3 separate regions of the Homo sapiens genome follow, and regions 1 and 3 are each linked to region 2. Evidence: read pairs that join two places in POLR2A ChIA-PET (ENCODE). Cell type or tissue: PC-3. All regions are shown on one strand. Region 1 overlaps LOC107984219 (a long non-coding RNA gene). Region 2 overlaps ARHGAP12 (Rho GTPase activating protein 12). Region 3 has its middle 86 kb from the start of EPC1.

What was found. Peaks named below come from ENCODE experiments on the same cell type or tissue, not always from the same donor. Only the 100,000 strongest peaks of a DNase experiment are listed, where the experiment ranks them.
Region 1: POLR2A ChIA-PET joins it to region 2 with 5 read pairs; 6 of 35 experiments call an interaction of 5 or more read pairs at or near these places.
Region 3: POLR2A ChIA-PET joins it to region 2 with 5 read pairs; 2 of 35 experiments call an interaction of 5 or more read pairs at or near these places.

The regions. Positions count from the first base shown.
Region 1 is chr10:31,955,475-31,959,474 of GRCh38, reverse strand. All of the region lies in intron 2 of LOC107984219 (a long non-coding RNA gene), which reads right to left. Among named protein-coding and RNA genes, the nearest start is that of ARHGAP12, 29 kb to the right of the region's middle. In PC-3, no CTCF peak of the experiment used is centred here; no DNase peak of the experiment used is centred here.
Region 2 is chr10:31,894,621-31,898,620 of GRCh38, reverse strand. The region is part of intron 3 of ARHGAP12 (Rho GTPase activating protein 12); the gene reads left to right. Among named protein-coding and RNA genes, the nearest start is that of ARHGAP12, 32 kb to the left of the region's middle. In PC-3, no CTCF peak of the experiment used is centred here; no DNase peak of the experiment used is centred here; H3K4me3 peaks cover 319 bases; H3K27ac peaks cover 1,754 bases.
Region 3 is chr10:32,259,463-32,263,462 of GRCh38, reverse strand. No RefSeq gene overlaps it. Among named protein-coding and RNA genes, the nearest start is that of EPC1, 86 kb to the left of the region's middle. In PC-3, no CTCF peak of the experiment used is centred here; no DNase peak of the experiment used is centred here.

The DNA.
Region 1 (4,000 bases), 61 kb before region 2:
CTGTGCTAATCTCCTTCTCTGAGCAACTCTCCTCCAAATCCTGTTGGGTAATGGGGACAAATGGCACCTCCTCCCTCCAAAAGAAAAGATTCATACCCTTCATATTACTTAAAGAACCAATTACCATTCTCCCACCAGTCCCTGGTAATGTCTAATGTTTCCCACCCCACACCTCACTGAGGCAAAAATATACTTTCCAAGATGGTGCTTACTTAATATTTACCTGACCTCTGAATTCATCTTTCTCTAATAGCTCTATTTCTTCTGGTAAAGCTAACTAAAGCTTTAACCAATAACTTCAACCTGGACAGTCCTACCTCAGGGGTTTAGAAATAGCCCACACTTCTTTGGACACGCCCTAGGAAGAAATCTAACTGAGCAATCTCTTGAGAAAGAATAACTTCTACAGTATGTAGATAACCTCTGTATTTGCTCCCCCTTCACACGACTCATAGCAACATGCAGTACAAATCATAGTTTCCTAAAAGATGGAAAATTACTTGTCTAATACAAAAGTTATAAAGGTGAAAAGGTATTTCTGGTAAGGAATGTTAAAAAGAAGAGATTTTATCTGAGAAAGGATCTCAAGTGGTAAATTCTTGTCCTAAAGTAAAATAACTGGTTATTTAAAAAGAAGGATGTTGGCCAGGTATGGTGGCTCACACTTGTAATCTCAGCACTTTGAGAGGCTGAGGCGGATGGATCACCTGAGGCAGGAGTTTGAGACCAGCCTGGCCAACATGGTGAAACCCCGTCTCTAATAAAAATACAAAAAATTGTTTTAAGTTAGATAGGATAAAGCTAAAGGTTTGAGCAAGTTGTGGAAGGTCTGTGAAAGATTAATCTTGTCAAAGAAGATCTGTGTGTGAATACATTAGCTAAAATTAAAGGGGCATTATTCAATTTATTCATAAATTGAACATTGGAATAAAGACACAACACAGTTTTCTTAGAGTATTATTCTGCTCTTTAACAGAACATTCTAAAGGGTTATAAAAAGTTTATAAAAATTTTTACCTTCGTTTGGCACAGTGGCTCATGCCTGTAACACCAGCACTTTGGGAGGCCGAAGCAGGTGGATCACCTGAGGCTGGGAGTTTGAGACTAGCCTGTCCAACATGGTGAAATCCCATCTCTACCAAAAATACAAAAATTAGCTGGGTGTGGTGGCACACGCCTGTAGTCCCAACTACTCAGGAGGCTGAGGCGGGAGAATTGCTTGAACCCGGGAGGCAGAAGTTGCAGTGAGCCAAGATCATACCACTGCACTGCAGCCTGGGCTGCAGAGTGAGACTCTGTCTCAAAAACAAAACAAACAAACAACAACAACAAAAATTTTACCTTATGGTTAAACTGATTAAGACTGAATAGAATGGGAGGCTGAGGTGGGTGGATCACAAGGTCAAGAGATCGAGACCATCCTGGCTAACATAGTGGAACCCTGTCTCTATTAAAAATACAAAAAATTAGCTGGGCGTGGTGGCATGTGCCTGTAATCCCAGCTACTCAGGAGGCTGAAGCAGGAGAATCACTTGAACCCAGGAGGTGGAGGTTGAGCACAACTTGCTCGTACTTTTAGCTTTATCCTATCTATTTCCACTTGAACCCGGGAGGCAGAGGTTGCGGTGAGCCGAGATCACGCCAGCCTGGGTGACAGAGCGAGACTCGGTCTCAAAAAAAAGACAAAAACAGAAAAAAAAGGCTGGGCGCGGTGGCTCACATCTGTAATCCCAGCACTTTGGGAGGCCAAGACCAGCGGATCACGAGGTCAGGAGCTCGAGACCAGCCTAACCAACATGGTGACACCCCATCTCTACTAAAAATACAAAAATTAGCCACGCATGGTGGCATGTGCCTGTAGTCCCAGCTACTTGGGAGGATGAGGCAGAAGAATCGCTTGAACCCAGGAGGCAGAGGTTGCAGTGAGCCAAGATCGCCGCACTGCACTCCAGCCTGGGCAACAGAGTGAGCGAGACTCCATCTCAAAAAGAAAACAAAATTGAATAGATTTGTCTGTAAGGTTAAGAGTTGGGTTTGACATCAATAGTGCACTAATGCTAAGGTAACATCTGGCTTTCTTTGGACTGTATTTGTGTAAATGTGTTATTGGTATGTGTTCCAAAATTATGCAAAACTCCTATAATTCTAATATAACATAGTATATACATTAGGCTGGGCGTGGTGTCTCATGCCTGTAATCCCAGCACTTTGTGAGGCCGAGGCAGATGGATCACCTGAGGTCAGGAGTTCGAGACCAGCCTGACCAATATGATGAAACTCCATCTCTACTAAAAATATAAAAATCAGCCGGGCATGGTGGCATGTGCCTGTAATTCCAGCTACTTGGGAGGCTGAGATAGGAGAATCACTTGAACCCAGGAGGCAGAGGTTGCAGTGAGCTGAGATTGCACCATTGCACTCCAGCCTGGGCAACAAGGGCAAAATTCCATCTCAAAAAAAAAATAAAAATAAAAATAAAATAATTTAGTATACATTATCTATAATAATTATTGTTATGTTAAATTCTTGTGTGCCACAGAGGTAACAAATTTCCTTGTCAATTTTGTCTTTGTCTGTGGCTACCCTAAAACTTTTTGTCATCTATATACAATTGGTGTCTTGTTTTAAACCTCTTTAAAAGGTGATTTTATAATCAGATCTAGGACTCTAACAAGTGCTCTTAAATGCAGGTTTCTGGTAACTTTGGAGATTGCGACATTAGAATAAAGGAAAAAACTTTCAGGACTCTCCTGGAGAGCTAAAATGTTCATGAATATCAAGCAGAATGAGTTAATTGCATGGACTAAACTAGTAGAAGACTGAAATAATCCTCATGACTTTTGGCTTAACACATTGCTAATCCTTTGTCAAAGTCAAGAAAACTTTTTTTTGAGCTATGTACAGCTTTTAACAACTGAGTAAAGCATATACCTGTGAATTAGTTTGCTTTCATTCTGCTATAAAGAACTACCTGAGACTGGGTAATTTATGAAAAAACAGAAGAGATTTAAATGATTCATAGTTCCACGGGCTCAACAGGAAACATGACTGGGAGGCCTCAGGAAACTTAAAATCATGGTGGAAGGTGAAGGGCAAGCAAAGACCTCCTTCACGTGGTGGCAGAAGAGAGAGCGAGCGAAGGGGGAAATGCCACACACTTTCCAACAACCAGATCTCATGAGAACTCACTAACATGAAAAGAGCAAGGTGAAGTCCACCCTCATGATTCAATCACCTCCTACCAGACCCCTCCCCCAACACTGGCAATTACAATTCCAGATGAGAGATTTGAGTGGGGACACAGAGCCATACCGTATCATTTTACCCCTGCCCCCTCTTAAATCTCATGTCCTTCTCACATTTCAAAACCAATCATGTGGCCAATATGGTGAAACCCCGTCTCTACTAAAAATACAAAAATTAGCCAGGCATGGAGTTGGGTACCTGTAATCCTAGCTACCTGGGTGGATGAGACAGAATTGCTCAAACCCAGGAGGCAGGGGTTGCAGTGAGCCGAGATTGCACCACTGCACTGCAGCTGGGTGACAGAACGAGACTCTGTCTAAAAAAAAAACAAAAAACAAACAATCATGCCTTCCCAACAGTTCCCCAAAGTCTTAACTTATTCCAGCATTAACTCAAAAGTCCAAGTCCAAAGTCTCATCTGAGACAAGGCAAGTCCCTTCCACCTATGAGCCTGTAAAATAAAAAATAAAAAACAAGTTAGTTACTTTCAAGATACAAAGGAGGTACAGGCATTGGGTAAATGCCCCCCTTCAAAAAGGGAGAAATTGGCCAAAATAAAAGGGCTACAGGCCCCTTGCAAGTCCAAAACCCAGCAGGACAGACATTAAATCTTAAAGCTCCAATATAATCTCCTTTGACTCCATGTCTCACATCCAGGGTATGCTGATGGAAGGGGTAGGCTCCCACGGTCTTGGGCAGCTCTACCCCTGAGGCTCTGCAGGGTACAGTCCCAGTGGCTGCTTCCAAAGGTTGG
Region 2 (4,000 bases):
CACGTTTGTGTATGTGGTCCACCATTACTGAAACGTTATTCAGCATATGACTGCATATAAAAATGCAGTTGGGCCAGGTGCGGTGCTCACGCCTGTAATTCCAGCACTTTGGGAGGCCGAGGTGGGCAGATCACGAGGTCAAGAGATCAGGACCATCCCACCAGCAATGCATTAGGGTTCCAATTTTTCCACATCCTTGTCAATACTTTTTATTATCTGGCTTTTTGCTTATGGTTATTCTAGTGAGTAGGAAGTGTCTGATTGTGGTTTTAATTTGCATTTGCCTCATGATTAATGACGTTGAGCATCTTTTCATATGTTCATTTGCTATTTATATATTTTCCTTGGAGACATATTTATTCAAATTCTTGGCACATTTTTAAGTTGCGTTGCCTTATTATTGAGTTGTAAGAATTCGTTATATAGTTTAGGTAGAGGTCACTTACCAAATGTATGATTTGCAAATATTTTCTCCCCTCTCCCATTCTGTAGTTGTTGAGACAAGGTTTTGCTCTCTTGCCCAGGATGGAGTGCAGTGGTGCGATCATGGCTCACTGCAGCCTTGACCTCCTGGGTTCAAGCGATTTTCCCACCTCAGCCTCCCAAGTAGCTGGGACAGCAGGCTCAAAAACAAGCCTGGCTAGTTTTTGTATTTTTTGTAGAGATGGGATTTTACCTTGTTGCCCACGCTGGCCTCAAACTCCTGGGCGCAAGCGATCTGCCTGCCTTGACCTCCCAAAGTGCTGGGATTACAGGAGTGAGCCATTGAACCCAGCCTAATAGTAGATATTTTCAGTTTCCCGTCTAATAGTTCCATCTGTGCCACAGCTGAGTTTGATTCTGTTGCTTGCTTTGTTTCTTCATACTGTTTTTTTCTTGCCTTTTGGCATGCCTTGCAATTTTTGGTTGAAAGCCAGACACCATATATCAGGTGATAGGAACTGAAGTGGGGTATTGGGTTATCTGAGTAGAAACTGGATTGCTTTTAATGTTCGCTGTAGTTGTAGGTACCAGAGGCTTTAAATTCTTCAGACATCAGTGTTTGTCTCTAAGAGATTTTCCTTAGTATCTACTTAGATACTAAGTATCTAAGATTTTCCTTAGATACTACTTAAGGTAGGCGCCCCCACCCCACACCCAACTCCCACCCTGTGCCCCTCAGTTCACTGTTGATGTACTGGAGGCCTGTTGGAGTGGTGGTAAAGTATGGGGAAGGGGATAGTGTTCTGTTAGGATTAAATCTTAGCCTTTTAGTGTGTGTGCGTCATGAGCTGTGAATTTTACAAGTGTCTCTTAGTTTACCCTTTCCCTTAGGCAAGACCAGGGATGTGGAGTCTGGGAAGTGCCCTTTCCTCAGGTCAGATAAGGCTCTGGTAAACCCTTTTAAGTCTTTGTAAGTCTAGGAAGTAAGTCTTTGTTATGATGAATGACTTGGGCTTATTTCATACTAGTTATTTTTTCCCTCCCCTTGTCAGAGCTATGGGAGTATCTTCTTGGCTCTTTACTGTAGGAAGCTGATGTTGTTTTTGGAAGTAAACCCCACAAAAGTATAAGGTCTTTCTTTCAAGACTGCCACTCCTAGAAGTTAGTCATTCTCATCCTAGTCCACACTTAGCCTCCAGCAGTTCATTGAAATGACCTTTAAATGTTCCTTCCAGTTTATAGCTCCAGGGTTTCTGTTCCAGGGAAATAGATCTGTGTGACTCTGAATTTGCCTTGCTCTCCAAATTTTGGGGTAGTGGTTTGACACGTGACTTTGGTTCTGTAATGGGTCCTAGAAATAAATTATTTTCAGTTTGTTCAGCTTTTATCTTGGTGTTAGGATGAGAATGATGACTTCCAAGCTTGTTACATGTCTGAGCTAAAATAGGAAGTTCTACAGTTGATTTTCATGTTCATCTTGTATCTTGCCACCTTGCCTAACTCACTCACTGATTTTATGAGATGTTTTTGTATGGTTTATTAAGAACCATATACTTTGCTGAAGCCCTTTTTTTCCCCCTCATAATCACATTGATGTTCGTTTAATATGTGTGTCTTATCAATCTTGAGTATCAAGTTTCCCAGGTCCCTATCATTAGAAAGTATGATCTGAAACTGGGGAGTAGAAATGATAGGACTTTTCTCTATGAGGCTGACACGATGCCAGAAGAAAAAGTGATAACTGACAACCTGACATTTAGGAAGAAGGCCAGAAATCTATAAAGCTTAGAATCATATTATTTTAAAAATGCAATAATGAGTTTTTATGATGATGACCATAAATCTAGAAATGTTTACATTTGTTACATACTAGCTTTTTTTTTTTTTTTCAAAGTAAAAAAAGTTTAATGATGTCCTGGATCACATCCATTATTTTATTTTATTTATATATATATTTTTATTATACTTTAAGTTCTTGGGTACATCTGCACAATGTGCAGGTTTGTTACATATGTATACATGGGCCATGTTGGTGTGCTGCACCCATTAACTCGTCATTTACGTTAGGTATATCTCCTAATGCTATCCCTCCCCGCTCCCCCCACCCCACAACAGGCCCCGGTGTGTGATGTTCCCCTTCCTGTGTCCAAGTGTTCTCATTGTTCATTTCCCACCTGTGAGTGAGAACATGCGGTGTTTGGTTTTTTGTGCTTGCGATAGTTTGCTGAGAATGATGGTTTCCAGCTTCATCCATGTCCCTACAAAGGACATGAACTCATCCTTTTTTATGGCTGCATAGTATTCCATGGTATATATGTGCCACATTTTCTTAATGCAGTCTATCATTGTTGGACATTTGGGTTGGTTCCAAGACTTTGCTATTGTGAATAATGCCGCAATAAACATACGTGTGCATGTGTCTTTATAGCAGCATGATTTATAATTCTTGGGGTATATACCCAGTAATGGGTTGGCTGGGTCAAATGGTATTTCTAGTTCTAGATCCTTGAGGAATCGCCACACTGCCTTCCACAATGGTTGAACTAGTTTACAGTCCCACCAATGTAAAAGTGTTCCTATTTCTCTACATCCTCTCCAGCACCTGTTGTTTCCTGACTTTTTAATGATCGCCATTCTAACTGGTGTGAGATGGTATCGCATTATGGTTTTGATTTGCATTTCTCTGATGGCCAGTGATGGTGAGCATTTTTTCATGTGTCTGTTGGCTGCATAAATGTCTTCTTTTGAGAAGTGTCTGTTTATATCCTTTGCCCACTTGTTGATGGGGTTTTTTCTTGTAAATTTGTTTAAGTTCTTTGTAGATTCTGGATATTAGCCGTTTGTCAGATAAGTAGATTGCACAAATTTTCTCCCATTCTGTAGGTTGCCTGTTCACTCTGATGGTAGTTTCTTTTGCTGTGCAGAAGCTCTTTAGTTTAATTCGATCCCATTTGTCAATTTTGGCTTCTGTTGCCATTGCTTTTGGTGTTTTAGACATGAAGTCCTTGCCCATGCCTATGTCCTGAATGGTATTGCCTAAGTTTTCTTCTAGGGTTTTTATGGTTTTAGGTCTAACATTTAAGTCTTTAATCCATCTTGAATTAATTTTTGTGTAAGGTATAAGGAAGGGATCCAGTTTCAGCTTTCTACATATGGCAAACCAGTTTTCCCAGCACCATTTATTAAATAGGGAATCCTTTCCCCTTTTCTTGTTTTTGTCAGGTTTGTCAAAGATTAGATAGTTGTAGATGTGTGGTATTATTTCTGAGGCCTCTGTTCTGTTCCATTGGTCTGTATCTCTGTTTTGGTACCAGTACCATGCTGTTTTGGTTACTGTAGCCTTGTAGTATAGTTTGAAGTCAGGTAGCGTGATGCCTCCAGCTTTGTACTTTTGGCTTAGGATTGACTTGGTGATGCGGGCTCTTTTTTGGTTCCATATGAACTTTAAAGTAGTTTTTTCCAATTCTGTGAAGAAAGTCACTGGTAGCTTGTTGGGGATGGCAATGAATCTATAATCTACCTTGGGCAGTATGGCCATTTTCACGATATTGATTCTTCCTATCCATGAGCATGGAAT
Region 3 (4,000 bases), 360 kb before region 2:
AGTTCACTGGGGTTCATCTATTAAGTTGCTGGGGTCTCTCAGAAGCTGTGTTAAACTAGGTGACCACATTCCACACAGGGTTTGGGGAAAAAAAAAACAGGCTGATTGCTCAAGTTGATTAAATTCCTATAGTCCCTGGAGACGCTCCCTCCTGTCTCTGTCACCCAAGGGCTGGAGTCCAGTGGTTCAGTCTCGGCTCACTACAGCCTCCACCTCCCAGACTGAAGCAATTCTCCTGCTTCAGCCTCCTGAGTAGCTGGGACTACAGGCACGCACCACCACGCCCAGCTAATTTTTGTAGTTTTAGTAGAGACTGGGTTTCACCATGTTGACCAAGCTGGTCTCGAACTCCTGACCTCAAGTGATCCGCCCACCTTGGTCTACAGACGTGAGCCACCACGCCCAGCCTGCTTACAATGTTTTTAACAAAATACCAGCAAACAGAATTCAGGAGCACATTAAGAGGATTATACAAGATAACCATGTGGGATTTATTGCCAGAACGCAAGGATGGTTCAACATACGAAAATCAATCAATGTAATACACATCATTAACAGAATGATAGAAAAAAATCCACACAATCTTCTCAAATAATGCAGAGTTGGACAAAATTCAATACCCTTCATGAGAAAAACACTCAACAAACTAGGAACAGAGGGAAACCACCACAGCATAATAAAGATGTGATAATCAGAAATGTATATATTTGTTCTCTGTCCCTGGTTCAAAACCCTTGGAATTTCCCCAGTGATAGGGGTGAGAGGAGCATCTCTTGTTATTCATAGCCAGCCCCTTTCAACAATACCTGGGTTTATGCTAATAAGGTGACTGTTCGTGGGCCCCTAAATAGCTCCAGGATGGGGACTGGTTACCAGAGGAACCAACCATGTGACTAGGGGACTGGAACTTTCAGTCTGACCCCCAGACTTGAGGGAAGTGAAGAGGGGCTAGAGATTGGGTTCAATTACCAATGGCCAATGATCTCATCAATCATGCCTACTTAATGGAACCTCCATAAAACTCCCTAAATACCAGGGTTCAGAGAGCTTCTGGATTGGTGAACACATCGAGGTGCTAGGAGGGTGGCATGCCCAGAGAAGGTATAGAAGCTCAGCACCACCAGGCCGGGAGCAGTGGCTCATGCCTGTAATCCCAGCACTTTGTGAGGCCAAGGCAGGCGGATCATCTGAGGTCAGGAGTTTGAGACCACCCTGACCAACATGGAGAAACCCCATCTCTACTAAAAATGCAAAATTAGCAGAGCTTGGTGGCATGTGCCTGTAATCCCTGCTACTCAGGAGGCTGAGACAGGAGAATCACTTGAACCCGGGAGGCAGAGGTTGCGGTGAGCTGAGATTGCACCACTGCACTCCAGCCTGGGCAACAAGAGTGAAACTCCGTCTCAAAAAAAAAAAAAAGAAGCTCAGCACCACCAACCCCATCCCATCCCTATTTCTTGTCTTATGCATCTTTTCCATTTGGCTGTTTCTGAGTTGTATCCTTTATAATAAACTGGTAATAGTAAAGCCATTTCTTGAGTTTTGTGAGCTATTGTAGCAAACTATCAAACCTGAATGTGAGTGGATGGTCATAGGAACTCCCAATTTATACCCAGTTACAGTTAGTCAGAAGTACAGGTGGCAACCTGGGACTTGTGACTAGTGTCTGGAGTGAGGGTGGTCTTGTAGGACTGAGCCCTTAGCCTATGTGGTTTACACTAACTCGAGGCAGTGTCTACATTGAATTGTAGGACACCCAGTTGGTGTCCAGAGGGTTGGAAAACTAGTTGCTGGTGTGGAAAAACTCCATATATTTAGTGTAGGAAGTGTTCTGGTGAAAACTCTTCATTGACACATATGAAAACCCCACAGCTAACATTATACTCAATGGTAAAAGAGTGAAAAGTTTTCATCTAAGATCGGGAACAAGACAAGGATACCCATCGTCACCACTTCCATTCAACACAATACTACTACCTGCTTTCAGGTAGCAGTCCCAGTGAGAGCAATTAGGCAAGAAACAGAAATAAAACTCATCTAAATCAGAAAGAGAGAAGTAAAATTATCTCTTCATATAACATGATCTTATATGTAGAAAACCCTGAAGACTACACACACACACACACACACACACACACACGCACATACACACACACAAACCTGTTAGAAATAATAGATTCAGCAGGCCGGGCACGGTGGCTCACACCTGTAATCCCAGCATTTTGGGAGGCTGAGGCGGGCAGATCAACTTAGGTCAGGATTTCAAGACCAGCCTGTCTAACATGGCAAAACTCTGTCTCTGCTAAAAATACAAAAATTGGCCAGGCGCAATGGTGGGTGCCTGTAATCCCAGCTACTTGGGAAGCTGACGCAGGGAGAGTTGCTTGAACCCGGAAGGCGGAGGTTGCAGTGAGCTGAGATCGGGGCACTGCACTCCAGCCTGAGCAACAGAGCGAAAGAAAGAAAAGAAAGAAAGAAAGAGAGAGAGAGTTATAATAGCACCAACAAGAATAAAATACTTAGGAATGCACTTAAACAAGGAGATGAAAGATTTATACACAGAAAACTACAAAACATGGCTGAAGAAAATCAAGACACAAATAAATGGAAAGACATCTTGTGTTCATGGATAGGAAGACTTATTATTGTTAAGATATCAACACTACCCAACATGATCTACAGATTTAATGCAACCCTTATCAAAATTACTACAGCAATTTTTGCAGAAATAGAAAAACTCTTCCTAAATGTCAAGGGATCCTGCGTAGCCAAAACAATCTTGAGAAAGAACGATGCTGGAGGGCTCACACTTCCTGATTTCAAACCTTACTAAAACCTACAGTAATCAAAACAATGTGGTAATGGCATTAAGACAGATATAGAGGCCGGGCGTTGTGGCTCACAGCTGTAATCCCAGCACTTTGGAAGGCTCAGGCGGGTGGATCACTTGAGGTTAGGTGTTCAAGACTCAGCCTGGCCAACACGGCAAAACCCTGTCTCTAATAAAAACACAAAAATTAGTTGGACATGGTGACGCACGCCTGTAATCCCAGCTACTTGGGAGGCAGAGGCAGGACAATTGCTTGAACCCGGGAGGTGGAGGTTGCAGTGAGCCAAGATTGCACCACTGCACTCCAGACTGGGCAACAGAGCGAGATTCTATCTCAAAAAATAAAAATAAAAAAATAAAATGAGGCTGGCACGGTGACTCACGCCTGTAATCCCAGCACTTTGGGAGGCCGAGACAGGCAGATTACCTGAGGTCAGGAGTTCGAGACCACCCTGACAAACATGGAGAAACCTCATCTCTACTAAAAGTACAAAATTAGCTAGGAGCGGTGGCGCATGCCTGTAATCCCAGCTACTTGGGAGGCTGAGGCAGGAGAATCGCTTGAACCCGGGAGGCAGAGGTAGGTTGTGGTGAGCCAAGATCGCGCCACTGCACTCCAGCCTGGGCAACAGAGCAAGACTCCATCTCTCAAAATAAAATAAAATTATAATAATTAAATAAATTAATAAAATGTAAGACTGAAAACTCTAGAACTTTTAGGAGAAAACAGAAAGAAAAAGCTTCTTGGATTTGTTCAGATTTATCTGATACGATACCAAAGGCATAAGCAACAAAAGAAAAAATGCACAAATTAGATTACATCAAAATGTAAAACTTCTGACCCAGCTCGGAGGTTCATGCCTGTAATCCCAACACTTTGAGAGGGCAAGGTGGGAGGATTGCTTGAGGCCATGATTTCAAGACCAGCCTGGGCAACATACTAAGACACCATCTCTACCAAAAAAAAAAAAAAAAAAAAGGGCATAATGGTATATTCCTGTAATCCTAGCTACCCAGGAGGCTGAGGGAGGAGGATTGCTTGAGCCCAGAAGGTTGAGACTGCATTCAGCGGTAATCGTAACACTGCACTCCAGCCCAGGAAACAGAGGGCACCCTGTCTCAAAAAATAAAAATAAAAGCTTCTGGCTGGGCACCGTGGCTCACACCTGT